Linked DNA regions of Homo sapiens: regions 1, 2 and 4 are each linked to region 3. Evidence: chromatin loops called from intact Hi-C (ENCODE). Cell type or tissue: ascending aorta. All regions are shown on one strand.

Region 1 (5,000 bases), 54 kb before region 3:
ATCTGCCTCCCTCGGCCTCCCAAAGTGCTGTGATTACAGGTGTGAGCCAAAGCGCCCAGCCAAATTTTGGACTTTCCCTGGGCCCTGCCCAGGGCTCACTTGGGCGGGAGCAGAGCACAGTGATTGAGGGTACCAAGTGGAGCCAAGTGGCTTGGGTTCACTTCCTGGCTCTGCTACTTCCTAGCCAAGAGATCATGGGTGAGCTTTGAAGCCTTTCCAGGTCTGAGTAGTAATAGACCCTTCCTCCTGAGGCACCCCTCAAGTCTTCCTTAAGGGGCACTTCATATAATCCTCAGATTTCATGAGGTGCCCAGTGCCTGGCATGTAGTGAGCAGCCTGAGAGTGTCAGCTGTTGGCTATGATGGGTGTCATTACTGTTAGTTATCACATTCTGGGGTTATTACATGAACTTGAAGCTATGCGGACTCTCGGTGGAGGGGAGGGAAGGGCCCGGCCCCTCTTCCTTGTCTGATGTCTCCTGCGTCCTCCTCAGTGAAGGTCATGCCTTTTGCCAACTTGATGAGCCTCCTGGGCCCCTCCATCGATTCCGTGGCTGTTCTGCGGGGCATCCAGAAGGTGGCGATGTTGGTCCAAGGGAACTGGGTGGTGAAGAGGTAAGTTGCTTTTTTTATTTTTTATTTTTATTTATTTTTTTCCTTGAGGCAGAGCTTCACTCTTGTTGCCCAGGCTGGTGTGTAGTGGCGCAATCTCGGCTCACTGTAACTTCTCCCTCCCAGGTCCAAGCAACTCTCCTGCCTCAGCCTCCTGAGTAGCTGGGATTATAGGTGCCCGCCACCATGCCCAGCTAATCTTTGTGTTTTTAGTAGACACGGGTTTCACCATGTTGGCCAGGCTGGTCTCGAATCCTGACCTCAAGTGATCCACCCACCTCGACCTCCCAATGTGTTAGGATTATAGGCGTGAGCCACCGGGCCCGGCCTACGCTGTATTCTCTTAATGGGAGCATTTGGTCCTTTTAAATTTAATGCAGTTACTAGTGCTTTGGGTTTAAATCTACAGTGCTTTCTATTTGTCCTGCCTACATTGCATTTAAACTGTTTTTTGTTTTTTTGTTTTTTTTTTTGAGACAGAGTCTCGCTCTGTCCCACAGGCTGGAGTGCAGTGGTGCGATCTCGGCTCACTGCAAGCTCTGCCTGCCGGGTTCACGCCATTCTCCTGCCTCAGCCTCCCGAGTAGCTGGGACTACAAGGCACCCGCCACCACGCCCAGCTAATTTTTTGTATTTTTAGTAGAGATGGGGTTTCACTGTGTTAGCCAAGATGGTCTCCATCTCCTGACCTCGTGATCTGCCCGCCTCGGCTTCCCAAAGTGCTGGGATTACAGGTGTGAGCCACTGTGCCTGGCCGCATTTAAACATTTTTTAAATTGACACATAATGTACATATTTATGGGGGCAGTGTGAAATCTAAATACATGTATACAATGTAATGATCAAATCAGGGCAATTAACATATCTATCCCCTCAAACATTTCTCATTTTTGTGTTGGGCACATTCAAACTTCACTTTTCTAGCTATTTAAAATTATACAATAAATTGTTCTTAATTATAGTCACCCTGTAGTACCCTTTGTCCTGCCTACATTGGATTTTTATATCATTCTTACCATCTGCTGGATTCATTTCTGTTTCTATTTTTTCCTGCTAACTTGGAAGTTACACTGTTTGGGCTCATATATTGATTACCCTACAGTTTTCAGCTTACATTCATGACTTAACACATTTTAATGTTAATTGCTGCTTTTTACCCCATTCCAATCTATTCAGAGATCTTAGAATATTTTATATCTATCCTCATACTTACACACTGCTAGATTGGTATATATATATTTTTTTACCTTTTTAATTTGCCAATCTTCTCTAGTGTTCCAATTTTAGTATATGTACTGCCGAAGAGAGCACAGGATTGGTGTATTTTTATTTTTTTTTTGAGATAGTCTCTCTCTCTTGCCCAGGCTGGGGTGCAGTGGCACAGTCTCAGCTCACTGCAACCTCTGTCTCCCGGGTTTAAGCGATTCTCCTGCCTCAGCCTCCCAAGTAACTGGGATTATAGGCGCTTGCCACCACGCCCGGCTAATTTTTGTATTTTTAGAAGAGGCAGGGTTTTGCTGTGTTGGCCAGCTGGTCTTGAACTCCTGACCTCAGGTGATGCACCCATCTCGGCCTCCCAAAGTGCTGGGATTACAGGCGTGAGCTACCGTGCCCGGCCTGGTGTATTTTAATTCTCTGTATGTTTTCAGCCCCATAAGACATTACTGTATCCAGTCAATCAATATTCTTTACTCGCATGTTTATAATTTAGTCATCATTTCTTTCTGCATCTCTAAGTTTCTATCTGGGATCATTTCGTTCTGCCTAAAGAATGCTATAGTATTTCCTTTAATGTGGGTCTGTTGGTGATGCATTTCCTTGGTTTTTGTGTGTCTGGAAATGTCTATTTCACCTTTGTTCTAGAATTCTAGATTGGTGGTTATTTTCCTTTCCACGCGTTGATATGATTTTGTTGTGTTCCGACTTCATTGTTTCTGTTGGCAGTTTTGTTCTTATTCCTTTGAAGGCAGCCTGCCTTTGTTTTCCTCTGGCTGCTTTTAGGAGTTTCTCTGTTTTTGGTTTTCTACGGGTTCGTTTAGATGTGTCTTTAAGTGTGAATTTTTTACATACTCTGCTGGGGATCACAGGTCTTGAGCGTGGGGCTTGATGCCTTTCAGTGGTTTCTCTTCGGCGAATCCTCCCCTAGACCATGTGCTGCCTCCACGAGACCATCAGTTTCAAGGGATTAGGGATGTCTGTTTTGACTCCTGCTTTATGTTCCCAGTACCCGGAATAATGCCTGGATATTACCAGTGCAGACCCTTGGTAAATAATGTGGCTACGTTTTACTTGAATTATATTGATTCTGAATGATGTAGCATTAATTGCATTAATAACTCACTTTTTAAGTAATGTAGTTTAAGGTGAGCAATGTGACAAAATGTGAAATGTTGAACATTTTAAGAAAATACAATGCCTTGAAAGCTCCTCATAGTTGTAGAGTATATTCGTGTTACTGCCACCTGGTGGCGCCCTTGCACTGCTCCACAGGTGCCCAGCGCAGTTTGTCAGCACCTTGCGGCTGTTGTCCTTTGTTACACGTTTTCATCATGGAAGGCTTTTGCAATGGCGCATCGCGTATTACATAGGACCACGTGTGTATATTTACACCATAAGTGAATGAAAGCCAAGAGGGGTCCTCCCGTCACACACCTGAGGACACTGGCCCAGAGAGGCATGGGACTTGCCAAAAGTCTTGCAGCAAGGCAGCCGCAGAGCCCTGTTAAAACCTAAGCCTCATGGCTCAGCCCTGGGCTCTGCACCCAGCACTGCATGTGTCCCCTGGAGGTGCTGCCCCTTTTAGTTTCGCCCTGTCCTGGGGACTGGAAGGTAGGGACTTGGGGACTGTGGGCATTTCACCTGCCCCGGCACTTCTGTAAGCCCTACTCTGCTGCTGCCCATGCTGCCATGTCAGGGGCCCCTGGGTGAGGGTCCTGTGTGTGCCTGTGAGGAGACAATGCAAAATCCATGCCTCCATTCAGTCACTATGGCTAGACTGCTCGTTCTGTGCCATGGACCGGGCTCTCATTCAGACACTGCCCCTGGGGATGGCGGCTGTTACATTTGAGCTCCCTGAATGCAGAGATCATGGCATGGACCAGGTTTGTTTGGTCAGCACACACTTAATAGGTACCTTCGCTGTGGTGGCAGCGATGAGCCACATCGGCAGAGTCCGTGTCCCCACAGAGCGTGGCCTTGCAGGATGAGTGACAGTTGGTTGCCAGGTGGACCTGAGCAGGGGGAGGAGGAGGGCTTGGCAGCAGAGGGAGGGACAGTCAGAGCACAGGTGCCGCAGCAGGGGCTGAGCCGGGGTTGCAGGGCCTGTGGCTGGAGCTGGGTCAGGGCTACACTCTGGAGATTCTCGTGCCCTGCTGTCCAAGGCCCCGGCCTTTCCTCTGAAGTTCCCTGAACCTTGAGTGCTGAGCCTGTTCTCTCCGAGGGCTAACATGCCTCCCCTGCCTCTGACCTCGGTTCATGCCCACCTGCCCCTTTCAGCAGGTGGCCAAGGGCTTGCAGATGGCTTCATCCCTGGTTCTCTTGGTGTCACGTGCAGGGACCAGTTGTCTTCCAGAGTCCTGGGCTCCTTGAGGTCCCGGGCTGTTCCTCACCTTGTCTGTCTCTGAGCCCGTGACCTCTCCCTGAATGTGCAGGGGTCTTAGGATGAGGCTGGTGTGCATGGCGGGTTGAGGGGTAATAAGAGGAAGAACTGGGGGGATGTGTGGGGTAGAGGGGTGCTTCTTTCCCATGTCTGTGTTCACAGATGTGGCTCCTAAGGGGAGGTCTTGGGGCTCAGGCCTGTACCCAGCCCACGGTGGAAAGAAGCATGGACTGGGGCTTGGCCGGGAGGGGTAGCGGTAGAGGGGGCTCAGGGCAGGGACTGACCTGCCATCCTCACCTGCATTGGCAGTGACATCCTATACCCCAAGGACTCGTCCAGCCCTCACAGCGGCGTGCCTGCTGAGGTGCTCTGCAGGGGCCGAGACTTCGTTGTAAGTACCTTGGGTTCTCTGGACTCACGGTGGGGGCGTGGGAAGAGGGGGGCAGCGGTGCAGGGCTTCTGAAGACCGGGGCCCGGCAGAGGCTCCAGGTGGAGGCGGGTGTGTGAGGAGGCCCTGGCCTCTGCCTTTCTCCTCCTTCCTCTCAGAAGCCTGGAGTCTCGGGCTGGAAAGAACCTTCCAGTTCCTCTAGCGCAGTCGGGGGGTGGGTCAAGAAGCACGTTTCATTCGGCCTGAGTGGTGGTTTAGAAATATTGCCTTGGTTGTCAGATTTTATAAATTGAAATTTTGATGTAAAAAAAATCTTGATGCTAGACAGATGTCTAGCTGTCAAGGGTAATTGGACTCCCTGACACCCCTGGGGCCACTTCCCCACAAGGCGCTGGCGGTCTCCA
Region 2 (5,000 bases), 49 kb after region 3:
ACCCAGTAAACATAGTTACTGATATTTTTACTTGCAGTGTAACTTTCTGGCCCCTTCCCATAATCACATGTATTTGGTAAGCTTTTGTTTTCAAAATAAGCCAATAACATTTAATAAGAAACAACAGTATATTTGTCTGTTTTCATGCTGCTGATAAAGCCATACCCGAGACTGGGTAATTTACAAAGAAAAAGAAGTTGAATGGACTCACAGTTCCATGTGGCTGGGGAGGCCTCCCAATCATGGCAGAAGGCGAAAGGCAGGTCTTGCATGGTGGCAGCCAAGAGAGAGAATGAGAACCAAGCAAAAGGGGTTACTCAGGAGCCTGTGGCAGGAGAATGGCGTGAACCCGGGAGGTGGAGCTTGCAGTGAGCGGAGATCGCGCCACTGCACTCCAGCCTGGGTGACAGAGCAAGACTCCGTCTCAAAAAAAAAAAAAACCCATCAGATTGGCTGGGTGCAGTGGCTCACGCCTATAATCCCAGCACTTTGGGAGGCTGAGGTGGGTGGATAGCTTGAGGTTGGGAGCTCGAGACCAGCCTGGCCCACATGGTGAAACCCCATTTTTACACTACACTACATTTTTAGTGTAGATCCCAAATATTTAGCGTAAGTATGGTTTGTGTAATATTTAGGATGCTCATATTTTAAAACGGTGATACTGGAATGCTTCTCCCCACCGTCATGAAGCTGGCACTTTCTTACCAGCTGGGACTTGGGTCCAACGGGGTCTTTTCTGACCATGTTGTGTAACGCTCACAACCTCCCTCAGTGGAGTCATCGCTGGCTTATCACCTGGTTTCATTTTCATCCAGCACTTATCGCTATCCAAAACCATCTTCTTTCTTATGTACATATTTGTTTATTTTTCTGTAAACTTGCATAGAGAAGTACCTATTTATTAATTAATGTTTACTAATTTTCTTATTCCACCAGAAGGCAAGCTCCATGGGAGCAGGGGTTTCCCTTTCTTGATTGATCCTTTCTCCCTACAAAAGACCACACAGCACACAGGGGTCACGGTGCACCTGGGAAGCATCTGGGAAGGTGGACGATTAGAAATGGGCTTTTGGGCTGGGCACGGTGGCTCACGCCTGTAATCCCAGCACTTTGGGAGGCCAAGGTGGGAGGATCACAAGGTCAGGAGATTGAGACCATCCTGGCTAACATGGTGAAACCCTGTCTTTACTAAAAATACAAAAAAAAAATTAGCCGTGCATGGTGGCAGGCGCCTGTAGTCCCAGCTACTCCGGAGGCTGAGGCAGGAGAATGGTGTGAACCCGGAAGGCGGAGCTTGCAATGAGCCAAGATCGCGCCACTGCACTCCAGCCTGGGCGACAGAGCAAGACTCTGTTTCAAAAAAAAAAGAAAAGAAAAGAAAAGAAAAAAGAAATGGGCTTTTGGATCCAAATGATAACAACAGTGACTCCACCGCCTGACATTTTGTCTAACATGATCCCACCCCTGGTCACAATTGATTGGACAGGGATGGGCACTCAAACCATGCTGGACCAATCAGAGCCCCTTCCTCAGTCCCGCTCCTAATTAGTGCAGGGCTGGGCCAATCAGAGTCACTGCTCTGGGAATTTAGAATCTGAAGTGAGCAAGAACAGGAACAGTGGCTCCCCAGTGGCTGAATCTCTAACAGGTAAACTTTGAAAGCTGTTTGGTACATTTTCATTTTTCAGTCTTGAGGACCAGAAAGCAGAGAAAACATCTGTAGAGAGCGAGGCGACACTGACTTCTACCTAACTTCCCCAAAAATATTCACACCCAGGCCTGAGGGAAGAAACAGGAGCTACATACAGAATGGAGATGGAAACACACATGTGTTCACACACGCACACACAACACACGTGCACACACATGTGCACAATGCACATGAGCACACATGCACATACGTATACACACATGCTCATGCAGTGCACACACGCATACCCGCACACGAACACACACGAACACATGCACACACGGGCACACACACATGAACACACATGCACAATGTATACACAGTGCATATGTGCACACATGCACATGAACACACACATGCACACACACGCACATGAACACACACACATGCACACACACGTGCACACACATGTAGTCGTTTTAGGAACTAGACTGCCAGTTTATGAATTTGCAATGATAAATCACTTTCCCGGGATATAAGCGTGATGGTCACATCCTTTCCTCTCAGTCCAGGGGTCGTCCTTGAACTGCACAGCCACAGTGCCAGTCCCAACAGTGCCAAGATTCCCCTCCAAGGAATTCACTCTTCCCGTCTCTCATCTTGAAGCTGCCGATTTGTGCCCCACTAGAGGAGCCAAGACGTCCCTAGAACCTCCTCCTCTCATGCGGACAGCCTGGCAGGCACCCCCCAACTCCGGGCTCTCAGGCCTCGTTTGGATTTATTTTGAAGGAAGCTATTGTTTACTAAATGCTTAATTCTCCCGGAATGGTGCCAAGCGCTTCATACAGCCCTGCCCAATGAGCTGGGCCCTCCCGCACCTTTAGGGAATGAGCTGAGCTATCTGCGGGGGTACTCGAGGTGGGACAGGCACAGTGTGGCAGCGCGTGGATCTGGCTGCTGTTTTCCTTTGTGACTGGCACCTCTCCTCTCCCCCTTCCCTCCTCCCCACCGCTTTGCTCCCCCAGCCTTTCTTCCTTGGCCTTCAAGGCCATACACACTCCCTGGAAAGAGCCCTTGCTGCCACCTCTGTTACTCATCGTCCTTGGCCCGTGCTTGCTCCAAGTGCTGGCACCCCCAGCTCCTAGGAAAACTGCTGGCAGTGTCCCCACCAACGGAAATTTCCTTGGCCTCTCTGTTTGTTTCGCTTTGTTTCTGGCCCTGCCACGGTGTGGCCCAGGCCTCGGGAGCCTGTCTGTGTGCAGTTCTCTGCACCTTGTCCGCTCCCTTCCCTTCGTCTTATGGGCACTGCCCCTCCTTCCATCCAGGGTTTGCTGTGTTTTCATCTCATTCTCTGTTTCTCTCTGAAAACCTTTCTCTAGCCCTACCTGTCCTTCATCTGAGGTTCTCATTCCCTCCATCCCCAGCAGCTCCAGATTCCCAATCTGGGTGAACAAAGAGGACAGAAAATCTGTGAAGGAGAGGACCGAGAACCTGGAAAAATCAGCTGCAGAGACGGGGAGGGGACCGGGAGCAAGTGAAGCTGAGTAGGAGAGAAATAAAAAGGAAACTGGGTTTTGGAGAAAATGACAAATAAAGTGAAACCAGATTGGCCCACGTGGATGGGAGCCAAGGGAGGGATGACCCAGCTCATTTCCATGGCCCGGGAGAGACACCGGATCCTTCTTTCGGTCTGTGGCAGGGAGGGCCTAGATCCTTTGAGCAGATGTGAAGCCGGTGGGGAAGCCAAAAGTGGGGTTGGGACAAGGTCAGAGGCTGACACTGGGAGACAGAGACAGCAGCAGTGGCCTTGGACCTGAGAGCAACCGAGTCAGGGAGGGGCCGAGGTCAGCTCGGGGTCCATGGCCAGGACGCACGTCCAGTGAGGAGGGCGCCCCATCCTCACTCTGGGAACAGCGTCCTCGGCTGTCCTGCGGGAGTGCTGCCTCCCACTCTCCAAGCACACCTTGCTCCAGGCGGGGTCACCCTCGGGCTGGCCAGATGAGCAGCCAAAGCCGGGCCCCTGAGAATCAGCCCTGGGATGGTGGCTGGAACTGCCGGGAAAGAGGTGACGTCGCTCCACTGGAGGCCAAGCCACAGCCTCGGGTGGCCACCATTGCCCCATCAGGGAACCCCCATGAGTGTCCCCTGGGGAAAGCAGAGCCTGGGGGAGCACTCAGAGCCCTGGCAGTCGACAACCCCTGCACCCGGTTGCAGCCCTGACTCTTTAGGATCGGAGCTGGCAAATCTCCCTCTTCTTTGCTTAAGCCAGTTTGAGGTGGGGTTCTGCCAGGTAAACCAAAAAGAAGTCTTAAGAAGCCTTACTGGAATTCCTCACTTGGAGAGCAGCAGTGAGATCCCAGGCTGCAGGGACAAGAGGGAGGAAGGCAGGGGGCAGTGACGGGTGGGAGATGGTGCATGCTGGCTCTGGAGCTGACTGTGCAAATCTCTTCCCAACTCCACTATTGGTGACTGCACCTTCAAAACTTGAACTCGGCCATGCAGGGGTAATTGCACCATGGAAAGTGGCGAACACCACACATCACCGCTCTTGTACCTCCACCCAGCCCCGGAAAGCCAGCTGCTAGGCCTGTACCAGCATTCCCCACCCATGGACTCAGGAGGGCCAGGCTTACCTGGGACCACTTCTGAAAGTTGCACCAGCCCCAGCTTCCCTGAGGACAAGGCTGAGTCACGAAGCATGGACGAGGCTGAGCTGCAGTCTGCACAGGTGGAGTTAAACAGGCCATAGCCAACTCGCCCCTCACCCAGGGTCTGCACAGACCTCACCTGCAGCCAAATTACATTTGAGCACACAGTAAAAGGATGGAAACTGATGATCCTCCTGCTCCCTCCCTTCCATTTCTTTGCTCTCAGTTTAGTCACTGTTTTTTGTTTGTTTGTTTGATTGTTTGTTTGTTTTTGAGACAATGTCTTCTTGCTCTGTCACCCAGGCTGGAGGGCAGTGGTGCAATCTCAGCTCACTGCAACCTCCGCCTCCTGGGTTCAAGCAATTCTCCTGCCTCAGCCTCCTGAGTAGCTGGGACTACAGGCACGCACCACCACACTTGGCTAATTTTTCTATTTTTAGTAGAGACGGGGTTTCACCATGTTGGCCAGGCTGGTCTGGAACTCCTGACCTCAGGTGATCCACCTGCCTCTGCCTCCCAAAGCACTGGGATTACAGGCATGAGCTACTGCACCTGGCCAATTTAGTCACTTATTTTATTTTATTTTATTTTATTTTTTTTGAAACTAAGTCTCACTTTGTTGCCCAGGCTGGAGTGCAGTGGCGTGATCTCGACTCACAACTTCCGCCTCCCAGGTTCAAGCAATTCTTCTGCCTCAGCCTCCCCAGTAGCTGGGATTACAG
Region 3 (5,000 bases):
ACTCTGTAAGTGTAATAAAGGTGAATTACTTTGGTTAAAGTGATTGCATGTTAATTTAAGAAATTATCTTCCTCCAAAAGAGGTGCTCATTTTATTTTCCTTTTCTGAGTTATTCAGGTCTACATTCTTTTCTTCTGCCATGTTCAGTGGTTAGCATGAACAAGCAACATGATCATTTAATATTCAACTAAATGAGATGTTAATTTTCATTGCAAGATTAGAGCTGAGAGCATTTACACAGAATTGCAGAAACTGAAGATGCCTGGAAAAATTCCTGAGGATTGTTCAGTACTCAGTATAGCGGTTAAGAACGTTTGCTCTGGAGTCTTAAGGAGAACCCTAGCACTCCCCAACATTACTACCTCTATTGTGTTACTGGGAGAATTAAATGAGCAACTGTGTTATGGGCCTATCAGTGTTAGGCACATAAAAAGTGTTCCCCAACTGCTAGCTCCTGCTATTAGTATAAGAAAAACAGGGGCCCCACTGGCCCCAAAGAGTGGGCTACTCTACGATTGTTCTCTGGAGACACCATCGGCAGGCCTGTTTCTAAGTGAAAGCTGGCGTGCAAACTGAAGAAAAGTGGCAGAGATAGATGCGCTCTTTCTTCTGTCGTTTCAATTGGCATCTGGTGAACTATGCCTAACAGCTTAACGCCCAACTGAAAAAAACTGTAAACTAGGATGGTAAGGAAGAGATGGGGTTTGAGCAGTGACTACAACTCTTCTTCTGAGTGTGTGGGTTCAAAAAACACTCCCTCCCACACTTAGCTTTAGGCAAGCCACTTTACCGTTTTAATCTCCGCTTTCCTCATATGGAAAATGGGATAACAAAAGTGTGTAATTGGATTGTTTGTACCTCAATGGATAAATGCTGGGATGGACGCCCCGTTCTCCATCACGTGCTTATTTCACACTGCGTGCCTGTATCCAAACATCTCATGTACCCCACAAATATATACACCTACCATGTACCCTCAAACATTAATTTTTAAAAAGTTACTGTCTCCTGGAGTTACGGTGCGGAGCGCACAGCTCCCGCTACGCCGCAAAACAACTACCACCTGCAGCAGCCGGCCCTCCACGCTGGCCATGAAAGGCGCTGGGCTAGACAGCCTGCGACGGGGCGGCTTCTCGGGCTATGCCACTTACTGCGGGACACACTGGCTCACCCGGGTCTGCCTCGGAGGAATGCAGTGAGGATTAAACTAGCTAATCCACGGAAAGCGCTTAAAACGGTGCCTGGCTCGTCCCTGGCCCCCACGCGCCTCGGGGCTGATATTCAACTGCGCATTAGCAAGGCCGTGGGCCCCGTGCCGAGGCTTCCTGCGGGCGGGATCCGCGGGCACGGCCGGCCCAGCCGCCAGGTGAGCCTGAGCCCTTCCCGGCACCTGCATCCTCCGCCGCCACAAAAAGCAACTTTTTAACAGTTTCGCAGCGGGGGCCTCCCGGGCCAGGCCGCCGCCCGCCCGCGGGGCGCCCCCGCCCTCACCTTGCTGGAGGTCCTGGTGGTCGTACCACGGCTCGTCCTCCTTCATCTCAAACTCCTCTACCAGGTTTTCCGCCAGCATCTCGGCTGGGTCTTCTAGGGGCAGCGGCCCCCGCCGCCGTCCCGCCTCAGCCGCTGCCCCGGGCTCTTCCCCGGCCCCTCCGCCCTCAGCCAGAGCCGCCCTCGGGCGGGACGCGCCGCCGCCCAGACTCCGCTGCGCCGCCTCAGCCCCGTTCCCGCCGGCGGCCGCCGACCGGCCGGCTGCCTCGACTCGCCTCGCGCCTACCGACGGCCCCAACGGCCGGGCATTACGGTGCGAACGCCTGGAGCCGGAGTCTCACGCAGCCGCCAGTCTTCACGCCGCCGCCGGGCCCAACGTGGCACTTTGGCAGAACCCTCCCCGGCCGGGGATGCGATTCAAACCCCCGGCGGCGCCTCAACCAATCGCGAGCGGGCTGCTGGCCGAGCGGCAGGGACTTCGTCCAATCGCCTCTCTCCAAAGACCGGCGGCTCGCCCGGTATCGAGGGCAAGCAGCCAATGGTGGGTCCGGAATAAACAAAGAAGGCGGGGAAAGAGTGAAGGGGTGCGGCCGAAAGCCCGTCCCCTGATCTGCGCTGTGAGGCTCCTAGGAGGGCGTTCTGGGTTTCGGGCTGGGGAGCTGGCAGAGGCGCGTCTTACCCCTGTGGTGGGTGTCCCGAGGCCGGCGCGTCTGTGGACAGGCAACGCAGGCCGGAGGGCCTAGGACTCCGGCCTCTGAGAGGCGGGCGGTTGTCCAGGGGAGTCCTTCGTGCCGGCGGGAAGCGCAAGGGTGCCGGAAGCCTGAGGTCCGCCGCCCGGCCACCCCTTCTCGCATCTTGACTCTGAGATTTGCTCCGGGTCCGGCGGGGAGACTCGAGGTCGATCGGGAGTTTGGGTTGAGAAAACGCCCACTGAGCGGTAGCTCTTGTCTCCTTGACATCTGAGCCCTGGGAATTAAACTCACGCTACATAAAACGGTGGGCACCAGACCCCCTTGAGAATCTGGGGCGGTGAGGGATGCCCGAAGCTGTCCACTTGGAGGGCGAAAATTGTAAGCAGTGTTGCAACGATTTTTAAAAGGTACCCCTAGACCACAAGTTAAGCATCTGGGGACGTGACATTGCACCTGGAGGGGACAGGCTGCAGCTCCAGCACTTAGTAGCCAGCGAGGCAGAGCACGCTGTCCTCCACCGACATAACCCAGCAAATACTGCTCCTAGGTAAAGCTTTAAGCACCATCTTGCAGACAAAGCACGGAAACTCTTAAGCAGGATGACAGACCTGAAGGTCAATGTTCTCAACCTTGACGTAAAGGTAAAGGTGCAGCTGATGGAAGACAACAGGGCCAATATCTAACTAACTTTGAGCAACGAAACAAAAAAAAATCGAGGTTTAAGTATACAATTGAAAGATTATCTCTAGAACATGAGGTAATAAACTGTTAGAAATTCAGAGAGAGGGAAGAGGTGGAGAGGAGTGTTAAATCCTGATCTATTTTAGAAGTGAGTCGACAGATAATACCTTACATTGATAATCCAATGAATAGTTTCCACAAATATGGAGAGAGCTGCCAGAACTAAAAATGGGAAGCAATTAAGAGTTTTCCGAGGCTGGACACGGTGGCTCACGCCTGTAATCCCAGCATTTTGGGAGGCCGAGGCGGGCGGATCACCTGAGGTCGAGAGTTCGAGGCCAGCCTGACCAACATGGAGAAACCCCATCTCTACTAAAAATACAAAATTAGCTGGGCGTGGTGGCGCATGCCTGTAATCCCAACTACTTGGAAGGCTGAGGCAGGAGAATTGCTTGAAACCCGGGAGGTGGAAGTTGCAGTGAGCCGAGATTGCGCCATTGCACTCCAGCCTGGGCAAAAACTGCGTCTCAAAAACCAAACAAAAAAAAAAAGTTTTCCTAAGAGGAGGAGTGATTTGAGGCTGGGGACTTTGGCTTTTTGTTATAAACCCTTCTGTGATCTTGCTTTTTTAGTTACTTGCACATTAAAAATAAGGGAAATTGTAGGGAAGGAATTATAGACTCAAGCTACTTTTTTTGTCTTTCTGTATAAAAAAAGACTTGGGTAATTTGGAAGGGGGGAAAAACTCATCCTGAATAATTCTTGTGGGTAATAAAATTCAGGGTGTCTCTCTGCCTCCCATCTTTGCTCAAACCAGCATAACCTAACCTCACGCTGATGCTGTATCAAACAGCACTTGACTCCAGGGTTACCTTACACATAGGCTGTAGGCTACTCTGGAGAAGTCTTGCCAAGGACAAGACCTCCCACTGTGGAGTTGTTACCTGAAGTTTTACCCTTCAGTCCTTAAAGGAGACTGCTGAATAGAGTGGAAAGCACAAGGGACCTAGAGTGAGAAAACCTAGAGTTCTCGCCATACTCAGTACCAGCAGAGAAGCCTTTTAGCAAACAGTTTACAGGAAAGATGATTGTTTGCCTTGCTCACAGAGCTATCTGAATCAGAGAGACCCTGAAAGCAAGTATTTTGTGCTCATTTTAAATGTAAGGCTGTGTTCTTGTGACCTATACTGTAGAAGTGCAGGTACCCTTGAGGACCAATTATGAGCATCACAATAAATAATCATAGTAATGGATTATAACCCATTGAATAAAAAGGAAAGAATCCATGAGTCCATACTGACATAAATAAATGGGAGAGAAAAGAAAACTTTCTTACAGTAGGATGCCAAGCAAAAAATGTAGAAGGAATAACACTGTTAGAAAGTAATAATAATAATAAAAGAGGAATGGTAAACTCACAAATCCCTTTCTTCAAAAAGGCAAAATGTTACTGGCACACCTGTAGTCCCAGCTACTTGGGGGGCTGAGGTGAGAGAATTGCTTGAGTCCAGGAGTTTGAGGTTACGATGAGCTATGATAGGTGACAGCAGAGCAAGACCCTGTCTCAAAAAAAAAAAAAAAAAAAAAAAAAAAAAAGGCTGTGTACAGTGGCTCATGCCGTAATCCCAGCTCTTTGGGAGGCTGAGGCAGGCAGATCACCTGAGGTTGGGAGTTCAAGACCAGCCTGGCCAATAAGGTGGCCCATCTCTACTAAAAATACAAAAATTAGCCGGGAGTGGTGGTGCAAGCCTGTAATCCCAGCTACATGGGAGGCCAAGACACAAGAATCCTTTGAACCTTGGAGGCAGAGGTTGCAGTGATCCGAGACCGTGACACTGTACTCCAGCCTGGGCAATAGAGTGAGACTCTGTCTCAAAAAAAAAAAAAAAAAAAGAAAGAAAGAAAAGAAAGTGAGGTCCTGTAAAGCCTCTTCTACTGCCCTAGTTGTCCATCGAGATATTCAGAGTTGAAATAAGATCACTTCAAACAAACTATCTTAATCACTAAAGATAGAACCCTTTGGAAAGATAGCAAGTTGGATTTAGGAATAATTGGCAATGGTGATTTGTGGAAGCTAAAGGGCTAGAATCATGCAGGGGCATTTTTTTTTTTTTTTTTTTTGAGAGAGTCTCACGCTTG
Region 4 (5,000 bases), 180 kb before region 3:
GGTCTCTGTCTTGGCCCCTCTTCTCCCTCTGTGGGATCTTTCTGGATGAGTTCATCCCTTCCCATGGCCTCAGTCTCTAATACCTCCCAAATCTGTATCATTTCCTTGGAGTGCTCTCTTGACCTCCAGAAATCTATGTCCAACCTCCTACTCAACCCCATATCCCACAAGAATCTCCAGCTCAATGAAAATCAAACTGAAGTCATCATCTCCCACAAACCTGCTTTCCATCTATCTTGTGTTCCCTCCCAGGAGAGGAGAGGCACCACCAGCCATCCAATGACCCAAGCCCAAATCCTGGGCGTCACTTTTGACGTGATCCTCTTCTTCTCGACATGCTCATCTGTGGATTCTGTCAAATCTATCTCTAAAATGTCTCCCTGACTCACTCCTTCTGTCCCGCACCCGGCCACTATTGTGGTACAAACCACTGTCCTTTCTCCTAGACAATTGCAATAGGCATTGAATGGGACCTCCTGTCCCTGCTGCCAGCGGGAACTTTCTTTTCTTTCTTTGTTTCTTTGTTTCTTTCTCTTTTTTTTGACACGGAGTTTCACTCAATCGCCCAGACTGGAGTGCAGTGGTGCGATCTCGGCTCACTGCAACCTCCGCCTCCCAGGTTCAAGCAATTCTCCTGTCTCAGCCTCCCAAATAGCTGGGATTACAGGTGCGTACCACCATGCCCAGCTAAATTTTGTATTTTTGGTAGAGACGGGGTTTCACCGTGTTGGCCAGGCTGGTCTCAAACTCCTAACCTCAGGTGACCCACCCGCCTCAGCCTCCCAAAGTGCTGGAATTACAGGTGTGAGCCACCGTGCCCAACCAGTGAACTTTCTAAATTCCAAATTGGAACATGCCACTCTCTAGCTCAAAAGCCTTCCATGGTTTCCCATTGCCCTTGGGAAGGGACCAAGTTCAAAGCCTTAACTCGGCATTCATGGCCCTCTTTGCCTGTCTCTTCGCCTCACCTATTGCCAATACTCCACCTCCACTCTCTGTGCAGCTGCCCTGAATTACCTTCACAGCGTCTCAGCCTTACCAGGCTCTTTAGGAGTTCCCTCTTGGAAATCCCCTCCCACGCCTTCACTTGGCTAATCTCAATTTCAGGCCCCAGCTAAATGTCACTTCCTTGCTTCTCAGGGGCCAGGTTAGCATGCTGTACTGCCTAACACTCCTCACAGGTGTAATTAATTAAAATGACAATGTCTGCAAAGTCGATGGGTTCAAAAACATGCCTGCCTTGTACACCACCACAGCCTCAGGACGAGCACGGTTTCTGGCACATAGTAGGCCCTTCATAAACAGCTCAACAACTGTTTATAAATGAAGGCCCCTAAATCAAGCCTGAAAACCAAGTAAGAGGTGAATCAATGAAGCAGAGACCTCAAGGTTGGCACCCCCACATAGGGCCAGACCCCTACTACTCCAGGGTCACCTGACAACAGAGGTTTATGGGGTCCCTGGAGCCCTCTAAAGTACACGGAGCAGGCCAGAAAGGGACCCCCGTCCCTAACTCAGGTCATGATTACAACCACCCCCAACTAACCCCAGGAAGACCCAGACAGGCTGTTGGGAACTTTTCAAGCTAGCTCAGATGCTTTCCCCTGGAAATGGGGAGATGTGTTTTGTTTTTTTGTTTTGTTTTGAGGGAGCTGGATGGGTAGGTGAAAGAGAGGTTTGTGTATTGGGCTAGACAGTGAAAGAGCCTGCACTGCAGTTTCTGCCTTTTCTCTTCCCTTCCCCCTTCCATTAAAAAAAATCCATTATAAGCAATCTAAAGCTTTAAAAAAGAAATACATCAGAAAGGAGAAAAAAGGAAGAGAAGTTGGCAAAGGACTACATAAAGAGATGGTTTATGGATAGAAAAGTGAGACCTTCTGAGGTGTGGCAGCGGTGGGATTCGAACCCACGCCATCGAAATGACTGGAGCCTAAATCCAGCGCCTTAGACCACTCGGCCACGCTACCTCCCGATCGTAGGGCTTCCTATGCCGGCATATTAGTGTGATGACGGAGGCGCCCCGCCCTCAAAGTTTGCGCATGCTCAATATAGAACCGCTGTCTCCTGCGTTGCTCACGGAGACTTGGAGTCACAGTGCTCTCGCGATCAGCAGCAGTAAACACACTAGGAACGCACTATTAAAATGAAGAGTGCCTACATATCAAAAATTAATATTTTTAATATTAAATCCTCACAAGTGTGTTTGGATTTGATTTTGAGTTTTCCTTGGGCGTGATCCTGCCTACAGCCACGTAGGGGCGCTCCCGTGCTGCCGCTTCCTCCCGGGTGGGCCGGGATCTTGCGTGGAGCCCCAGTTTGTATGTTGGGTCCCCAAGGTGCAGACGCTCTGTCCAGTTCAAGGCCCCTCTGTAGCCCTGAGTGGCCTCATGTCCTAGCCCTTGCCCTCGCGATGTAAGAATCAAGAGTTCAGGGAGGAAAACCATTGAACGTTGTTGCAGATTCTTTGCATGTGTGGGCTCCTAACATATCAAAAACTATTAAGCTTTCATAAGCTGTGCGACCCATTTTACAGAGGAGGAAAATAGAGATGCTAAGTAACTAGCCTCGGGTGCCCCAGCCAGCCGGCATTCCACAGCCTCCCAAGACGTTTGTTCGTACGTGCAGAGGATTTTAGTGCTTTTAGAAAAAAAAAAAAAAAGCAATAAATATAGAGTATAACCTAGCAAAATTCCATTTCCTATCATCTCGAATTATTACTAACATTTTGCATATTCGCTTCAATTTTTTTTTTTTTTTTTTTCCTGAGACTGAGTTTCGCTCCTGTTGCCCAGGCTGGAGTGCAATGGCGCGATCTCGGCTCACTGCAACCTCCATCTTCCAGGTTCAAGCGATTCTCCTGTCTCAGCCTCCCAAGTAGCTGGGATTACAGTCGCATGCCACCAACGCCCGGCTAATTTTTGCATTTTTAGTAGAGACGGGGTTTCATCATATTGGTCAGGCTGGTCTCGAACTCCTGACCTCAGGTGATCCGCCCGCCTCGGCCTCCCAAAGGGCTGGGATTACAGACGTGAGCCACCGCGCCTGGCCTGAAATTGTTTAAATTAAAATTAAAATTAACACTCTAGATAAAATTCAAGTCTCCTTTGATGTCCCCAAGTTCTATTCCCCCTTCCTTCTCTTTCAGGAGTTTCCCATCTTTTCAGTATGCATTTTCCTAATTTCACAATCACATAGGGTTGTCTATTTCCTTGCACGTTTAAGGAAAATGGCAAACAAAAATCCAAGGTTGTAGAGACAGTTGGGTAAGTGGGAGTGGCAGTCTGTATAATGACCCCTAAAGATGCCCACACTTGAACGTGTAAATATGTTACCTTCCGTGGCAAAAGGGACTTTTGCAGTTGTGATTAAATTAAGGATCTTCTGATGGGGAGAGGAGCCTGGATTATCCAGGTGGTCCCAATATAATCACAAAAGTCCTTATAAGAAAGAAACAGGTAGCCAGGCGCGATGGCTCATGCCTGTAATCCCAGCACTTTGGGAGGTTGAGGTGGGCAAATTGCTGGAGGTCAGGAGTTCGAGGCCAGCCTGGCCAACGTGGTGAAATGTCATCTCTACTAAAAATACAAAAAATTAGCCAGGCATGGTGGCATGTGCCTGTAATCCCAGCTATTCGGGAGGCTGAGGCAGGAGAAGCACCTGAACCCAGGAGGCGGAGGTTGCAGTGAGCTGAGATCGCGCAACCGCACTCCAGCCTGAGCGACAGAGCGAGATTCCATCTCAGAAAAGAAAAAGAAAGAGGCAGGAATTCAAGGAGGTATGAGGGTGAAAACAGAGGTCCCAGTGATGTAGCCACAAGCTACAGAATGTCGGCAGTCTCTAGAGGCTGGAAAAGGTAAGGAAATTGATTCACCCCTAGAGGCACCAAAAAGGGAACACAAGGTGTCTGACACCTTGATGTTAGCGTTTCCGACTTCCAGAACAGTACCACTATAAATCTGTGTTGCTTTAAGCCACTAAATTTGTGTTAATTTGTTACAGCAGCAATAAGAAACTAATCAAGTGGGTAAACCCATGGGCTTGGGAATGACACAGTCTAAACTCCCATGAGCTGTGTGATCTTGGAAAAGTCACTTCTCTCTGGGCCTCAGTTGCTCATCCCTGTAATGGAGTGATAATGATAGTATCTACCCCACAGGATTTGCTGTGAGGATTAAACTCATTCATTCTGCAAATGTTTCATGAGCACCTACAATGTGTCAGGCACTGCTCCGGTTATATCAGAGGATAAAGTCAATACAGATTAAATGTGGTAATTTGGCCAGGTATGGTGGCTCACGCCAGTAATCCCATCCCTTTGGGAGGTTGAGGTGGGAGGATTGCTTGAGGCCAGGAGTTTGAGGCTACAGTGAGCTATGATCATACCACTGCACTCTAGCCTGGGTGACAGAGAGAGATCTTGTGTCTAAACATGTGCCAAGCATTTAGATGAATCTCTGGCACATATGAGAAGGGTGACGGTGATGACTTTGTTCTCTCCTGGTATCTCAAGGGTTCCCACCACAAGGGTTCTTTTTGGTTTTTGTTTTCTTCTGTTTTGTTTTGTTTTGTTTTAAGACAGAGTTTCGTTCTTGTCGCCCAGGCTGGAGTGCAATGGCATGATCTTGGCTTACTGCAACCTCCGCCTCCCAGGTTCAAGCAATTCTCATGCCTCAGCCTCCCGAGTAGCTGGGATGACAGGCACCCGTCACCAAGCCCAGCTAATTGTTTTTGTTTTTTTGTATTTTCAGTAGAGACGGGGTTTTGCCATGTTGGCCAGGCTGGTCTCAAACTCCTTGACCTCAGGTGACCCACCGGCCTCAGCCTCCCAAAGTGCTGGGATTACAGGAGTGAGCCACCGTGGCCCAGCCACCACAAGGGTTCTTATACAGGCACTGGCCACTTGGTGGTATTCCACACACATCTCTCCAAACACCCTGTTTCAAGTAGGGGGTCTCTCCCAGGATGATACTGGGCCCTGCTAGGAGGTCAACTCCAGGAAG

The links. Hi-C counts contacts between places; a loop is a spot of excess contacts. Peaks named below come from ENCODE experiments on the same cell type or tissue, not always from the same donor. Only the 100,000 strongest peaks of a DNase experiment are listed, where the experiment ranks them.
Region 1: a loop joins it to region 3, with 2.6 times the contacts of the local background. A loop is called at or near these places in 26 of 110 quality-filtered maps.
Region 2: it touches region 3 in a loop (6-fold over the local background); 19 of 110 quality-filtered maps call a loop at or near these places.
Region 4: it touches region 3 in a loop (6-fold over the local background); 30 of 110 quality-filtered maps call a loop at or near these places.

What each region holds. Positions count from the first base shown.
Region 1 is chr16:22,318,333-22,323,332 of GRCh38, forward strand. It overlaps POLR3E (RNA polymerase III subunit E), which reads left to right. Exons shown (of 21, transcript NM_018119.4): 13 at 494-614; 14 at 4,518-4,599. Among named protein-coding and RNA genes, the nearest start is that of POLR3E, 23 kb to the left of the region's middle. RefSeq lists enhancers at 3,380-3,927, 3,928-4,477. In ascending aorta, CTCF peaks have their summits at 567 (motif pointing right) and 3,073 (motif pointing left); a DNase peak (open chromatin) is centred at 3,109.
Region 2 is chr16:22,421,950-22,426,949 of GRCh38, forward strand. It overlaps the pseudogene RRN3P3. Among named protein-coding and RNA genes, the nearest start is that of CDR2-DT, 50 kb to the left of the region's middle. In ascending aorta, no CTCF peak of the experiment used is centred here; DNase peaks (open chromatin) are centred at 2,772, 3,272 and 3,633; H3K4me3 peaks cover 1,361 bases; H3K27ac peaks cover 2,019 bases.
Region 3 is chr16:22,372,740-22,377,739 of GRCh38, forward strand. CDR2 (cerebellar degeneration related protein 2) reads right to left here and starts at 1,880. Exons shown (of 5, transcript NM_001802.2): 1 at 1,492-1,880. The coding sequence starts at 1,570. CDR2-DT (CDR2 divergent transcript) reads left to right here and starts at 2,148. Exons shown (of 3, transcript NR_148970.1): 1 at 2,148-2,484; 2 at 2,588-2,821. RefSeq lists a silencer at 1,413-1,642 and enhancers at 2,183-2,262, 2,603-2,652. In ascending aorta, no CTCF peak of the experiment used is centred here; DNase peaks (open chromatin) are centred at 1,222 and 1,992; H3K4me3 peaks cover 2,862 bases; H3K27ac peaks cover 2,537 bases.
Region 4 is chr16:22,193,826-22,198,825 of GRCh38, forward strand. TRL-TAG3-1 (tRNA-Leu (anticodon TAG) 3-1) reads right to left here and starts at 1,967; the gene lies at 1,886-1,967. RefSeq lists an enhancer at 1,473-1,602 and a silencer at 2,353-2,432. In ascending aorta, a CTCF peak has its summit at 2,223; a DNase peak (open chromatin) is centred at 2,006; H3K4me3 peaks cover 862 bases; H3K27ac peaks cover 4,295 bases.